5 separate regions of the Homo sapiens genome follow, and regions 1, 3, 4 and 5 are each linked to region 2. Evidence: chromatin contacts called from ENCODE Hi-C or POLR2A ChIA-PET data. All regions are on one chromosome and are shown on one strand. The core of a region is the stretch at or near the end of the contact, and the rest is flanking DNA. Distances in the headings are between cores, read along the strand shown. Region 1 holds the start of EFCAB14 (EF-hand calcium binding domain 14). Region 2 holds the start of TMEM69 (transmembrane protein 69). Region 3 holds the start of DMAP1 (DNA methyltransferase 1 associated protein 1). Region 4 holds the start of STIL (STIL centriolar assembly protein). Region 5 holds the start of TMEM53 (transmembrane protein 53).

Region 1 (2,700 bases), core at 159-2,658, 1.0 Mb before region 2:
ATTTATTTATTTATTTATTTATTTATTTATTTTTGAGACGGAGTCTCGCTCTGTTGCCAGACTGAAGTGCAGTGGTGCAATCTCGGCTTGTTGCAACCTCCGCCTCCCGGTTTCAAGCCATTCTCTTGCCTCAGCCTCCCAAGTAGCTGGGATTACAAGCGCGCACCACCACGCCCAGGTAATTTTTGTATTTTTAATAGAGACAAGGTTTCACCATATTGGCCAGGATGGTCTCCATCTCCTGACCTTGTGATCCGCCCACCTCAGCCTCCCAAAATGCTGGGATTACAGGCGTGAGCCATCGCGCTGGCCCAGAGTGAATTTTTTTTTTTTTTTTTTTTTTTACGGAAAAGCCAGAGTATGCTACCTCTCAGCTTAAAGCCCCCAGTGCTTTCCCAAAGTCCTTTCAGTGATCCATAAGGCCCTAAAGCCCTGGCCTCTGATGCTTCTCTGACCTCATTTCCTATCACTCTGCTCCTTGCTCTTCTGGTCCAGCCACAACAGGTCTTCCTGGTCACTCCTTCCTGCAGCCACTGCACAGCTCATTCCCTCACCTCTCCTCCGATAAGCTGACTAAATGTTCCCTTTTCACAGAGGCACTCCCCATCACCTGACCGTGTTTCAATTTTCATCATAACACTTATCACCTCCTGACATTTAATATGTTTGCCTATTGTTGCTCTCCTCCCTCTAGAGTATAAATAAACTGCAGGAATAGATTGGCAGATAAGATACACGATGCTCAGTTAAACTTGCATTTCACATACACAATGAATAATTTTTTAGTGTGAGGATGTCCCAGATGTTGCATGGGATGTCTTAATGCTAAAAAATTGTTTGCTGTTTCTCTGAAATTCAAACTTTACTGGGTGTCCTACATTTTTATTTGCTAAATCTGGCAACACTATACAGGAAGACAAGGACCCTGGTTATTTTGTTCATGGCTGTATCCCCAGCGCTAGAACAGCTCCTGACACGTAGTAAGTAAGCTCTCAATAAATATTTATTGACTGAATGAATGTGTTAATTAATCTGAAACGCGCCTAAACTTTTAACAGCCTGTGTGAGAGTCAGAGAGGCGGAGCCTTCAGACTTGGTTAGTCCAGGGGGCGTGGGCGGCTGATGAACTTTCGAAGTAGGTCGAGCAGCCGGGCGCTTTGCCTGCCCCGCCCGCGCTCCGCAGGATGCAGGACTCCACCCGGCTCAGGTTCGCAGCAGGTCCCGGAAGCCCTCCTGGGGGCGGGGCCACCCTAATCGGCAGGTGGGACCCAGCCCCAGCCGGGGCAGGGCCCCTTTAACGCCCCACCTCTCCGCCACGACTTTCGCCCCGGCGTGACGTCACCCCAGCGGGCGACCAATGGGAGTGCGGCTTACTGGCAGGCGGCGCAGGCGGCCGCTGCCAAAGGGGAAGTGATCTGGGGCTGGAGCGATGGCCCGGGGCTGGAGCTCGCGGCCGCCGCCGCCGCAGCCGCCGCCACCAACGCCAACAACAACGTGTCGGGAGCAGCCGCGGCCGAAGCCGGAGCAGGGGCCGGAGTCGCGGCTGGAGTGGGGCCTGCGCGTGTGAGTGGCCGAGAGTTGCCCGTGCCGGAGACCTCAAACTCCGGGCGGGAGCGCTTTCGGTCGGCCGAGCCGCCGTCGCCCGCGGCACCGTGTCCCCAAGGCCCAGACAGCGGGGCGGGGGTCTATCAGGCGCGGGACTGGCTTCTCTCAGGCCGACCCTTCTAGCCGGGCTCCGGATCTTCCTCGGCCTCGGGCCCCCTTCACGTTCAGGACGGAGGCCGGAGAACGGTGATCATCACACACCCCAGCCGGCTTCCTGGCCAGGGCATTTTCTCTGCGGCCAAGCAGTGTTGGGATTGTAGCTGCTGGGAGCCCCCTCCTGCCGCCACCTCTCCTGCAAGGAAGGGACTGACGCGTTCCCACTTTCTTACTCTGCACCTCCCCACTCTCTTCCCATTCAAGAACGAGTTTCTCTTCCCTCTCCATTGGAAATCTTGCTCCGGAGGTCCGAAACACGTATTTTAAGCGTGCCCTTCCTCACCTCCTGGAGCACCCTTAGAAGTATTGCCTACTTATCCGGGCTGAGAATCCTTCATTTTTGACCTGGCTTTTTTTTCGCCCTTTGGGAGATAAAGGTCCCTCTCCACCCTCTACTAACACTCTGCACCCAAGGCCTTATCCTTTGGGGTCACCAGCTCCTTGGCCATTTCTATGTGATTTCCCCCACCCATCTGAGTTCCAGTTTCCTCTGGGCTCCAATCTCCAGTCCCTGGCGGATCTGGTCAGTCCCACCCCTAGGTGGGAGTGACCAGGGGGCTCTGGCCCAGGATTCCCAACCCTGGAAGGCAGCTCCAAGGCAGGAAGAGAATTGGGCATCGGGTACGAACCTGGCAGCTCAGGAGTCGGGGCTCCACTCACCCCACACAAAAAGATGAAAAAGCGCAAAGAGCTCAATGCATTGATTGGTTTGGCTGGGGACAGCCGGAGAAAGAAGCCCAAGAAAGGCCCAAGCAGTCACCGCCTGCTTCGCACTGAGCCTCCCGACTCAGACTCTGAGTCCAGCTCCGAAGAGGAAGAGGAATTCGGTGTGGTTGGAAATCGCTCTCGCTTTGCCAAGTGAGTAGTGGTGAAAGGTGGAATGGGAAGAAGGCATCTCCTTGCACTACCAAGGGGCCACATTGACAGGAAGGAGAAAGG
Region 2 (2,700 bases), core at 152-2,651:
CATTAGGCACCGTGCCTGGCCCCAATTTTTGTATTTTTTGTATAGAAGGGGTTTTGCCATATTGCTCAGGCTGGTCTTGAACTCCTGAGCTCAAGCAATCCACCTGCCTCGGCCTCCCAAAGTGCTGGGATTGCAGGTGTGTGCCACTTAGCCTGATATAACACTTAATAAGTTACTACATGTAAATAGCTGAGAACCGTCCCTGACACAAAGCACTTTACACAGGAGGGACTGATTAAAAACTCTAATGTAAGCAGCCAGTAAAAACAGGTGAATGATAATATGGATCTAGATCTGACAATTTCATTCTTAACCAAGAGAATGGGATGTCTAAAAAAACCTACAGTTGCTGCTTAATTTTAAAAAATCGATTGGGCAGGGCGCAGTGACTCGCTCCTGTAAGCCCAGCAGTTTGGGAGGCCGAGGTGGGTGGATCACGAGGTCAGGAGTTCGAGACCAGCCTGGCCAACGTAGTGAACCTCCCCCCCGTCTCTACTAAAAATACAAAAAATTAGCTGGGCGTGGTGGCAGGCGCCTGTAATCCCAGCTACTCGGGAGGCTGAGGCAGGAGAATTGCTTGAACCTGGGAGGCGGAGGTTGCAGTGAGCCGAGATCGCGCCATTGCACTCCAGCCCACGAGACAGTGCGAAGCTCCGTCTCAAAAAAAAAAAAAAAAAATCGATTGAACTAATTTATTGATCACAGATCTTAGGGCTGGGTCAAGAAATCCTGTATACCAGTTAATGTCTTCATACTATACTTAAGGAAGCAAGTAGGGAGGTAAGTAATCCTGGGCCTCCGAGTAGAATTTAGATCACACCCACACCCACCCACCTGAGCCCCAGACCAAAATGCCCGCAGAGCGTACCCATCACTTTTGTTCAAAATCACTTTCTTCTTAAGGACTTTCCAGACCACTCCATTTAAAATCTCAACCATCCCCCCATCTTTGGAAACTCCCTTTCCTCTGTGGCACGTGCTTTCCAACTAGTGGGTATTAAAAAGTGATAACCTAAAAAGTCCAGGGACGGCAGGTGATGCGGGATTAAGGACTGAGACTCAAAGCTTAATCCTCCTAATATAAATGAAAAAGCTCAATATTCCCATTGCCCTGGTGGGAAGACTGCAAACTGCCAGCTTCAAACTGACCTCTGAGAAAGGAAGGCGGGGTTTAGACGCCAGTGTCTTCGGGAAACCCTGCCCGAGAGTGCCCGCGTCTCCAATTTACTACCAACCCTTGGTGCCCTCCCATCCCAACGTCGCAAATTTACTACCAACCCTTGGTGCCTCCCATCCCAACCTGCACCTGTGGCGACTTTGAGACTTGCCAGCGTTGCACGGAGAGAAGGAAAACAACCGCAACAACAGCCCAGGTCCACTGGAAAGGCACTTCCGGCAAGTGGATTCAGAGAGGCCCCTACTTCCTGAGGGCTGAAAAAAAATGAGTCCGGGTAGGGACTTGACCTGCGCTAATTGGTTCCTAGGCCCGGCTTTCTGTTTGGGGGCCATTCTTAATTTCTAGTTGAATCCAGATGTTGAACGGTCCTTGAAGTTCTATTCCAGGGCTCCCAGGCAGCAGAATCTGCCCACAGAGTTCGGGTAAGTAGAGTGCAAGTACTGAAACAATCTCAGAATGATGGTGGTGAAGGAAGGTAAGAGACGGGATTTTAGGCCCAGTGTGACCTGAATTGCTTGCCATCTGTGGGACTTATGTTTTACTTTGCAAAACAGGGTTTATAAGGCCTATGGGGACACATCTCACTGCATTAGGGCCCTTTACTATCATTTAGAGGGGGAAAAAAGCCCAGTTCTTACATCCATTTTCTTTGCTGGGACCTATAAACTTCATTAAGGGTTAAAGAGCACAAGAGCAGGATTTTCACTTCCATGAAAGGTGTGGTGATAAGGGCCCTAGGCTTGGGGGTGGTTCGGAAAGTCAGATCATTTCTCCTACTGCCCTCGGCTTTATTTCTCGGCTATGTGACCTTGGGCAAGTCCCTTCTCTTATCTAGACTTGTTTCACAGGAAATGGCACCAGGCAATTTTAGTGCCCTTCCGTGTCTATGGATAAAACTGAAGACATGTAGTAGGAGATCTCAGGGGCCCACGCCGGCCAGTCCCTCCAATCCTCCGGATTCTAGGTAGTCTAGCTTCCTGGTTGCCAGCCATTACACGGTTTAGCTTTCCGTGCCGGATGGAGCCACAGCGAAGTCTTCCTTAATAGTAAGCGCTTTTAGTCGAGCTAGGCCTTCAGTTTTATTGCCTTCTCTGTCATGGCAGCGCCGCCCCTTCCAGTAGTGCGATACCCAATGAGACTTCAGGTAGGAGAAACGGCACTGTCGCAAGCGCAGGCTCTCGCCGGAATCCCGCCCTTCGCTTGGGCGGGGGAGTGACGCCTGCGCTCCAGGGGAACTACTACTCCCAGCGGGTAGCGCGGCCGACGCAGCCGCGCAGCCTCCGGGGCCAGGCCGTGTGGCCCGCTGGGGACTGGAGTCTCAACGACGCGCACACGAGAAGTAAGGAGCGGAAGGTGGGAAAGGGCCGGAAAACACACGTTCCTCCGAAACCGGTTTGCAAGTCCTTGTAGAGGTAGTTTCGGGACGCGCACTGGCCAAGGGGCGGGCTGTGGGAGGGTGAAGAAAAAAGGGATACACACATGCATACCCACCCACTCATTCATACGCGCCCAGGCCCTGGAAG
Region 3 (2,700 bases), core at 53-2,552, 1.5 Mb after region 2:
GGAGCCCAACTTGGCCTTCACTGTACGGTATCCCTGGCCAGTGTCACTGGGTAGCAGTGGGGGTGCATCCCTGGCAGGGAGGTTTAGGGAGATGCGAGGTTAGAATCAGAAGGTGTGTTAAAGAGCTTTTTGTCCCAGGGAGCTGATCTACCCTACCCTATAGCAAGAAAGTCATGTCCTGGAGCAAAAGACTTCAGGTCCTCCTGCATCCTGCTAAGCAAGCAGGAGCCCTTGCTGGGGAGGAGAAAATTGTTAGAGAAAACTAGGAGTTAGGGGCATGGCAGGTGAATCAGGGGCCAAAACCTGGGGGACTTGGGACTCCAATACTTGCTTCTTGTCAGAGTAGAGCAAGGCATAGACTTCCCGGTGCATGCCCTCGGGCCTCTTGAAAGTCAGTGTCTCAGAGGACTTCTTGGATTTTTTCTGAGGAAGGAAACCACAGAAAGGAACCACAACCTAGACCCTTTCCTGAAAATTCTTTAGTCCAGCTCAATCCCTGAACAAAGCAGCACCTACAGGGTCAATGACAGGCAAACTGACACACTGTAAAGGCACAGAAACCCACTCCCAGGAACACCATCCTACGCCCAAATCAGAGCAGTCCCCTCCCCATCCCACCAACTCTCAGACTGTTACAATGTCTTGATCTCTCCCCAACAATATCTTGCAAAAATCACACTTGCCTGGTCCTCTCAGCTCTTAGAGGTGTCATACCCTCTTGGTCCCACCATCTCCCACGATGTCCCATCTCCTCCCTCCCATCAAGGATGACACATATTCCCTGTCCTGTTATGTCACCCCTTTTATCGCCCAACTCACTGTAAGTGTAGCACCCATCCCTTGCCCGTTGTCACTCCTCCCCATCTTCACTCCCCTACCCTCCCCTAGTCAACGCTTTCAGGTGCCCCTGCTACCTTGTCCGGGTTGATAATGTCCTTCTTGCTGATGGTCCCAGAGGCTGCATCCCCTTCTGGACCCCCGAGTTCTAGAATGTCCCGTACATCCGCGCCCGTAGCCATCGCGCCTGAGAGATGGGGGAGCCACCGGAGGTCAAGGGTCAGTGCCTGAAGAAGGACCAGGCTCAGGTCAGGGGGCGGGGCCAATCCAGACCTAAGCGGAGGCGAGTTGAAGGGGCGGGCCAAGAGGAGAAGGGTGGTCCAGGTCAGGTCGGGGATCTGCCTGTGCCCCACCGCTTGGATGTTCCTAACGGCCCCTTCAGCCACCTGGGCCCTCGCACTTCCGCACCTGGGTCCGGCAGCTGCAGCCCCCACTACCACTCCCCCGTCCCCGCAAAGCCGCGGCAGAAACTTCCGGCGGTGCTCATTCGGAACGCGGCCGACAGAAACACTTCCGGTCGGTGTTGTAGGAAACGAAGCCGACTGGCAACCGAGGGTGAAAGCTACTGGCCGTGCTGAGCTTGCCACCCTTTGGTTCTCCCGCGAGCCTGTTTTCATTGGTGCACTGCCTGCTTTCTGGCATTTTCCCTCTACGATGCTCCGTTGCGTCTCAGGCAGTGAAGAGATACCAGAACTTTGTGACTTTGGGAAGTCACTTAATTTCTCTGGACCTTTTTCTTTATTTGCCGAATGGAAATTGTAATGGCACCTGTGTAAATGAAATACCAAGAATCCTTGTAAAACATTAGCACGGTGCGTGGGACATTTACTATTTTTTTATTAAATGAGTTAATGATTTGAATTGCCCCCTCTTCATTAAGTGCTAATATGTACTAGGCACTGTGCTAAGCTTGGAGGTGAAGAGATAAACTTCAAATTGTGATAAGCTTGAAGATGAAGAAATAAAGGCAGAGCTTCCTAGGGCGGCTGCCAAAATGGAGTAAGGTGTGGGCCCTCATTTGCACCTCCTCTGATGGAGATAGCTGTGGGTTGTGGCCTCGTGGGGATTTCCTGGAGGCCAGCTTCGTGGCACTTCACTAGTACAGGAGCTAGCTGCACTCTTTGGGCTACGAAGAAGCCCAAAACACAGCCCCAAGCAGGAACCAGCTTAGAAGTATCCCTCAAGGGAATAAACCTGGGGATCTTCCTGGAAAGAGAGAGACAGGAGGTCCTGAGGAAGGGCACAAGGGACAAGGAAAGCAGCTCCCAGCTTCAGCAGTCTGCAAACCAGCCTGTCAATTTGAAGGACACATAGCCTGTGGGATAGGGTGGGGCTTGTTAAGGCATTAAGAAGGCCAGACCCCAAGTCGAGACCTGCCAAAGATACCAGCAGGGACTAGAGGAGCAGACAGTTTGCGCAAGTTAGCTATAAGTGGTGTAGCCTGTTCTGGCCTGGAGAAGACAAGGGGATACAACAGCTGTAGCCACAAGCCTGACTAGTCCCCAAAACTTTGGAGAACTAGGCCTGGAGGTACAAACCTGTTCCTGGGTCTGATTCCTGGATGGATCCACTGAGCTCCAAACAGTTGCCGGAGGAAGTCACAGTCTTACAGCAGAAATTGTCCACAGGGTAAGGAAATGGTCCTTGGAGCCAGAAAGGGAGAGAGCAATTGGCTGCCTGAAACACTTGACCCTAGTTGTAGTTAATTAATTGTGTAATTACTTGTTTAATATATATCTCTAATAGACTCATTTCTGTGAAGACAGGGATCACAGTACATAAAGGAATGTATGTGCCAGGCACTATTCTAGACTCTGGGCATGCAGTGGGTGAACGAGATACAAATAGCTACTGGTGGAGCTT
Region 4 (2,700 bases), core at 187-2,686, 1.6 Mb before region 2:
TCCAGATCAGCCCAGTGCCCAACATGGTGAAACCTGGTCTCTACTAAAAATACAAAAACTAGCCGGCCGTGGTGGTGCTTGTCTGTAACCCCAGCTACTCCGGAGGCTGAGGCAGGAGAATTGCTTGAACCTGGAAGGCAGTGTGCAGTGAGTTGCAGTGAGCCGAGATAGCGTCACAGCACTCCAGCCTGGGCGACAGAGCAAGACCCTGTCTCAATCAATCAATCAATCAATCAATTAATAAATACAAATTTTGGCCCAGAGTGGTGGCTCACGCCTGTAATCCCAGCACTTTGGGAGGCCGAGGCGGGTAGATCACCTGAGGTCAAGAGTTCGAGACCAGCCTAGCCAACGTGGTGAAACCCCGTCTCTACTAAAAAATACAAAAATTAGGCCGGGCGCAGTGGCTCACGCCTGTAATCCCAGCACTTTGGGAGGCCGAGGTGGACGGATCACGAGGTCAGGAGATCGAGACCATCCTGGCTAACACGGTGAAACCCCGTCTCTACTAAAAATACAAAAAATTAGCCGGGCGTGGTGGGCGCCTGTAGTTCCAGCTACTCGGGAGGCTGAGGCAGGAGACTGGCATGAACCCAGGAGGCGGAGCTTGCAGTGAGCCGAGATCGCGCCACTGCACTCCAGCCTGGGCGACAGAGCGAGACTCCGTTTCAAAAAAAAAAAAAATTAGCCGGGCGTGGTGGTGGGTGGTGGACGCCTGTAATACCAGCTAATTGGGAAGCTGAGACAGGAGAATCGCTTGAACTCGGGAGGCGAGGTTGCGGTGAGCCGATATCGCGTCATCGCACTCCAGCTTGGGCGACGGAGTGAGATTCCACCTCAAAAAAAAAAAAAATTATGTCACTAAAACAGATGGCTTCCTAGGAAAGAAACTGGAAGAAATCTAGAAGTTGAGGATAAGTGATCACAAAAAGGAAAAATTAAAAATGTACATTTTAGAATAAAAATTAAAAAGTAAGAAACTGGAATAACTCTAACTTTCTTGTCTTTTGTGCTTTCAGGTAAAGAGTTTGGAAACTGTTCTTCGGGTGTCCGCTTCCAGTCGCCGACCAATGATCATCTTATAGAGCACTTCCGGCTTCATCTGCCACTCGCTCCTCCGTCTACCTAGCTGGGCTTTCCATTGCGCTTGCGGAAAGCCTACCCCGCCCCGGAACTTAACCGTTGACGAAATGAAAGGTTTAAATCCTCGGATCCTTGATCCTGGAGCGCCGGTGGCGCCCGCAGTTCTCCAAGAAGACTTGGGATTGGTCGAGCGCGGAACCAGTGCGGGGCGCTGATTGGTCGGCACACCAATACGTAACGGCGACCGTGCGCGGCTCTCTAGCACCACCCCCGCTCCCTGACTGGCGAGGTTTCTGACCAGTCAGCAGGCGTGGCGCGGCCTTCAGTTTCGCGAGCTTGTGTTTGCCGCCTCAGTTCCCGCGACCCCAACGTCCCAGAGGCGGGGCCGGAGTCGGCGGTGGCGCTCCTTGGAGCCGGCTCCCGCTCCTACCCTGCAAACAGACCTCAGCTCCGCGGAAGTTGCGGTAAGTGGAGCTTTGTGCTCCTGGTTTCCCCTTGAGAGGCGGCAGCGGGGCCCTGGGAAGGTTGGTGGGTAACATTCAAAGCCCTGTAGTGGGTTCCGCCCTCCAGGAGCCTGGAGCAGATGACGAGAAGGGGAGCTAGTGGGAGAAATTAAGCAGTCCATGAAATCCTTGGGTATCATCTGAGCTAAGGTATGTGAAAGAGGTTTGCAGTCGATAACGTGCCATTTAAAGTTGTTTTTACGGTGGGAATTTCTTGAGGACTGAAACCTTGAATGCTCGCTCTTGCATTCCTCACAATTTCTGGCTCACACTCTGCTACGTAGTAAGGGATCAGTTAATGTTTGAAGTTCATGGACTACTGGAAGTAAAGTGTAAACAGCAAAGTGCGAGAATGCTATGCGTGTGAGTACAGACAGTATAGTACCATCGCCACGGTGTCTGGGAGAAGGTTTCACAGAGGAAGTGACATTCGAGTTGGATTGTGAGGGATGGCGGGGGTTTACTAGGGCATTCCAAGTTAAGGGAGGCATCCTGTGCAGATATTGAAACCGGGGCACTGCAAGTAGTTCAGTTTGACTGGAATGTAGGATGAGTGGATGGGGGGGTTAAGGTTGGAATAATAGAGTGGGGCTGGATTGTGAAGATCCTTTATTCTGTATGTAAAGAAGAGCCATCGGCTTTTTAAAAAAAATTTATTTTTATGTTTATTTTTGAGACGCAGTTTCACTCTTTGGCCCAGGCTGGAGTGAAGTGGAGTGATCTCGGCTCACTGCAACCTCCGTCCCCCGGGTTCAAGCGATTCTCCTGCCTCAGCCTCCCTAGTAGCTGGGATTACAGGCAAACGCCACCACGCTCGGCTGATTTTTGTATTTTTAGTAGAGACGGGGTTTCACCATGTTGGTCGGGCTGGTCTGGAAATCCTGACTTCAGGTGATCCACCCGCCTCGGCCTCCCAAAATGCTGGGATTACAAGCGTGAGCCACCGCCCCTGACATGAGCCATTGACTTTTAAAGCAGGAGAATAATTTGATCAGATTTATATGGAAACACTCTTCTAGCAGCATTATGGGGACTTTTCCATAAGTCTGGTGAGTTGATGAAGTTAGCAACTAAGGTGGTGGGTATGGAAAGATAATTTATATGGAAGAAGGGG
Region 5 (2,700 bases), core at 86-2,585, 1.0 Mb after region 2:
GCTAATTTTTGTATTTTTAGTAGAGATGGGGTTTCGCCATGTTGGCCAGGCTGGTCTCGAACTCCTGACCTGAAGTGATACGCCCGCCTCAGCCTCCCAAAGTGCTGGGATTACAGGGGTGAGACACCACACTGGGCTCTTTGTTTTGTTTTTTGAGACAGGGTCTCACTCTGTCACCCAGGCTGGAGTGCAGTGGCACAATCATGGCTTACTGCAGCTTTGACCTCCTGACTCAAGTGATCCTCCCACCTCAGCTTTCCAAGTAGCTGGGACTTCAGGCATGCGCTACCATGCCTGGCTAATTTTTAAAATTTTAATTTTGTAGAGATGAAGGTCTCACTATGTTGCCCAGGCTGGTCTTGAACTCCTTCAAGCCATTCTCCCGTCTTGGCCTTCCAAAGTGCTGGGATTACGAGTTTGAGCCACCGCGCCTGGCATGCAAAGAGTCTTTCCCCCTCCCTATCTCTAAAAGTCTTTCAAGGCCCAGCTCAAGAGCCAACCCCACTGCCATAAATGCCCCTTCTCTGATTCTGAGCTCCTCAAATCCTTACTCTTCTGTAGTATTTATCTCACACGCAGAATCAGAGTTGCTTCATGCATGGTTTCTCTCCCTCTCCCGTTAAGACATGGGAGAGGGAGGGCCAAAAGCTTGATTCTCACTAGGGCCTAAGGAACCTTATTTAGCCCACCCAGTCTCTGGCACATAGTATGTAAATATGCTGGCACATAGTATGTAAATATAGATAAATGCAAGAAAGTTGCACTCCCAGCTCCTCGGTGGGCCCTATCAACAGGGCATTCTCTAAAGTCATCAACTGAAGACTGCTTCCCATCCACCCATCCATCCATCCATCCATCCATCCATCCAGAATATGCCTCAACCCCACTGGGTGGAGGTTGGGTCGGCACGCGCCCCCTAGGCCGTTTTGTACGGTTTTATACCTCCAGCCCTCGCAGTTGCGGCTGGTAGAGGATGGCAGAGGTAGGTAGACGATGCAAGTCAAAGGGCACACTCTTCCGCCGCGTAGGATAGGACTCTGTTCGGACGAGTGACCCTGCCCATTCCCAGAATACAGCAACTCTTCAGCCGCCTCTCACCTACATGAGAGGGTGGGGACTCTTCCTGACCGGCGCCCCGGCTGACCAATACCTGATCCAGATCAAGCGAATTAGCCAATGGCTGCGGGTCAGTAATAGGGGCGGGGCATGGTTGCTAGGGCCGAGCTAGTGGGGTGAGGCGAGAGGCTCTGGAAGAGACTCGGTGGTTGCTAAGGCGGGAGGTCACAGAGCGCGGCGCAGGGATTGGGCCGTGTTGGGGGAGGTGTGTGGTGATTGGGCGGCGCCCAGGAGGCGCCCGGGTGAGGCACGGGTGCGCAAGCGGGAGTTCCGGCTGGAGACCCGTGCTCTGGGCCGGCGCCTTCACCATGGCCTCGGCAGAGCTGGACTACACCATCGAGATCCCGGATCAGCCCTGCTGGAGCCAGAGTATGGAATGAGGGTTGGGTCCAGGCGCGGGGAGGTGACCTCATGAACCTGTGGGTTGCGAGCGCAGCTGTAGCCCCGCCCCTCATGCGGCCCCGCCCTCCCTCGGGCCGCCCCCTCATAGGGTCTGGCAGGTCCTAGACTTAGAGAGGCTCAGAGAGCCCCGCCCCTCGTAAGTCCCGCCCCAGAGTGTTCCTCCCTGGCGAGCCCCGCCTCTGCCCGAGTCAGCTGCTCGCTTGGGACCTCTTTTTCTGTCTTTCCTGTCCGGGGTGCTCAGGTCCATGCCCTTTAATCACTTCTCATAGCTGAAGGCTGCCGAAAGCTGGATCCCTCCTGATTCCTTTGTTTGGGATTGGGCTTCCCACATCTAGCCTATCACTTATTATTTTCCCGAAGGCGTGGAGGGGGAGGCTCGCGGGGTCACCGATCCTCGCAGAAGCCCGGGACTCAGAACCCTTAGCCGTCCCTCTCCACTCTTCTCGGCAGTGGTTAACAGTGCAGTCTCTGCCGTCGGGTAGAACTCGACTGAAATCCTGACTCCTTCCTTTAGGAGCTGGATTACCTTTGGTAAGCTACCTTCTCTGAACTTCAGTTTCCTCCTCTGCAAAACCGGGATAAGGATAGTAACCTTCCTCATAGGGCTGTTGGGGCCATCTGGAGATTGTGTAAAGGGCCTGGCATGGAGTGAGTTCAGTAATTGGCATTTACGATCAGCATTGTTTCTCTCCTTACATTAAAGAAAGACATGTAGGATTCTCCACAAAATTAGGATTGACAGCAGGCCCGCATCCATGACAGTGTGAGTAGATCGGGGTCCAGAGAGTGGAAAGTTTGGTCTCTCTGGGAATTCTGGCAGAAGGGCCTTGAAGTATGATCAGCCTGAGGCCAGCGTGTCCCTCACTTGCATTAGTCCAGCATCGCCTTCACGCCTCCTGTCTCACTGCCTGCAGCCCAGCCTCTTAAACTGCTACCACAGTGATCTTTCTAATGCAAAGGTTTGATCTTATACTCTGCTCTCCATAAAACTTACCTCCTTAAGGAGAGCCTTCCCAGATCCCTCCCGTAGCATCTCATGTTCTTTGGTTGGAGTCTAGGAGAGGGCAGCCCTTAGACTCCCGCAGAACAGATGGCCCCAGACCAGCTGTTTTTCCCTAGAACTGGATCTGCTGGCTTAGCGCTTTTGGGTTTATAGATGTAAAAATACTTTGGACACGTTTT

What was found. Hi-C counts contacts between places; a loop is a spot of excess contacts on that map. ChIA-PET counts read pairs that join two places held with the same protein, here RNA polymerase II (POLR2A). Pooled maps may share reads with other maps.
Region 1: a map of B cell shows a loop between it and region 2 (17-fold over the local background). The contact joins the promoter of EFCAB14 here to the promoter of TMEM69 in region 2. A Hi-C loop is called at or near these places in 3 of 168 maps with a recorded cell type or tissue (B cell, CD4-positive, alpha-beta memory T cell and naive thymus-derived CD4-positive, alpha-beta T cell), 1 of 37 single-sample maps with no recorded cell type and 9 of 50 pooled maps. POLR2A ChIA-PET finds 5 or more read pairs at or near these places in 1 of 52 experiments (activated T-cell).
Region 3: a map of CD8-positive, alpha-beta T cell shows a loop between it and region 2 (11-fold over the local background). The contact joins the promoter of DMAP1 here to the promoter of TMEM69 in region 2. A Hi-C loop is called at or near these places in 3 of 168 maps with a recorded cell type or tissue (CD8-positive, alpha-beta T cell and naive thymus-derived CD4-positive, alpha-beta T cell) and 9 of 50 pooled maps. POLR2A ChIA-PET finds 5 or more read pairs at or near these places in 1 of 52 experiments (naive thymus-derived CD4-positive, alpha-beta T cell).
Region 4: a loop to region 2 is called in a pooled map, with 18 times the contacts of the local background. The contact joins the promoter of STIL here to the promoter of TMEM69 in region 2. A Hi-C loop is called at or near these places in 1 of 168 maps with a recorded cell type or tissue (Calu3), 2 of 37 single-sample maps with no recorded cell type and 9 of 50 pooled maps. POLR2A ChIA-PET finds 5 or more read pairs at or near these places in 1 of 52 experiments (activated T-cell).
Region 5: a map of CD8-positive, alpha-beta T cell shows a loop between it and region 2 (16-fold over the local background). The contact joins the promoter of TMEM53 here to the promoter of TMEM69 in region 2. A Hi-C loop is called at or near these places in 4 of 168 maps with a recorded cell type or tissue (CD4-positive, alpha-beta memory T cell, CD8-positive, alpha-beta T cell, PC-9 and 1 more), 2 of 37 single-sample maps with no recorded cell type and 15 of 50 pooled maps.

Annotation. Positions count from the first base shown.
Region 1 is chr1:46,717,822-46,720,521 of GRCh38, reverse strand. It overlaps EFCAB14 (EF-hand calcium binding domain 14), which reads left to right and starts at 1,408. Exons shown (of 11, transcript NM_014774.3): 1 at 1,408-2,619. The coding sequence starts at 2,435. RefSeq lists silencers at 1,184-1,233, 1,554-1,603.
Region 2 is chr1:45,686,882-45,689,581 of GRCh38, reverse strand. TMEM69 (transmembrane protein 69) reads right to left here and starts at 1,401. Exons shown (of 3, transcript NM_016486.4): 1 at 1,307-1,401. It also overlaps a transcript of GPBP1L1 not described here. RefSeq lists enhancers at 1,390-1,459, 2,409-2,700.
Region 3 is chr1:44,212,073-44,214,772 of GRCh38, reverse strand. DMAP1 (DNA methyltransferase 1 associated protein 1) reads right to left here and starts at 1,302. Exons shown (of 10, transcript NM_019100.5): 1 at 915-1,302; 2 at 332-423; 3 at 1-70. The coding sequence starts at 1,019. RefSeq lists enhancers at 1-458, 1,224-1,463, 1,202-1,496 and a silencer at 1,894-1,993.
Region 4 is chr1:47,312,883-47,315,582 of GRCh38, reverse strand. STIL (STIL centriolar assembly protein) reads left to right here and starts at 1,436. Exons shown (of 17, transcript NM_001048166.1): 1 at 1,436-1,547. RefSeq lists a silencer at 1,330-1,379 and an enhancer at 697-1,426.
Region 5 is chr1:44,673,116-44,675,815 of GRCh38, reverse strand. TMEM53 (transmembrane protein 53) reads left to right here and starts at 1,335. Exons shown (of 3, transcript NM_024587.4): 1 at 1,335-1,485. The coding sequence starts at 1,425. ARMH1 (armadillo like helical domain containing 1) reads right to left here and starts at 1,102. Exons shown (of 12, transcript NM_001145636.2): 1 at 943-1,102. RefSeq lists silencers at 1,163-1,212, 1,283-1,332, 1,483-1,622 and an enhancer at 1,390-1,891.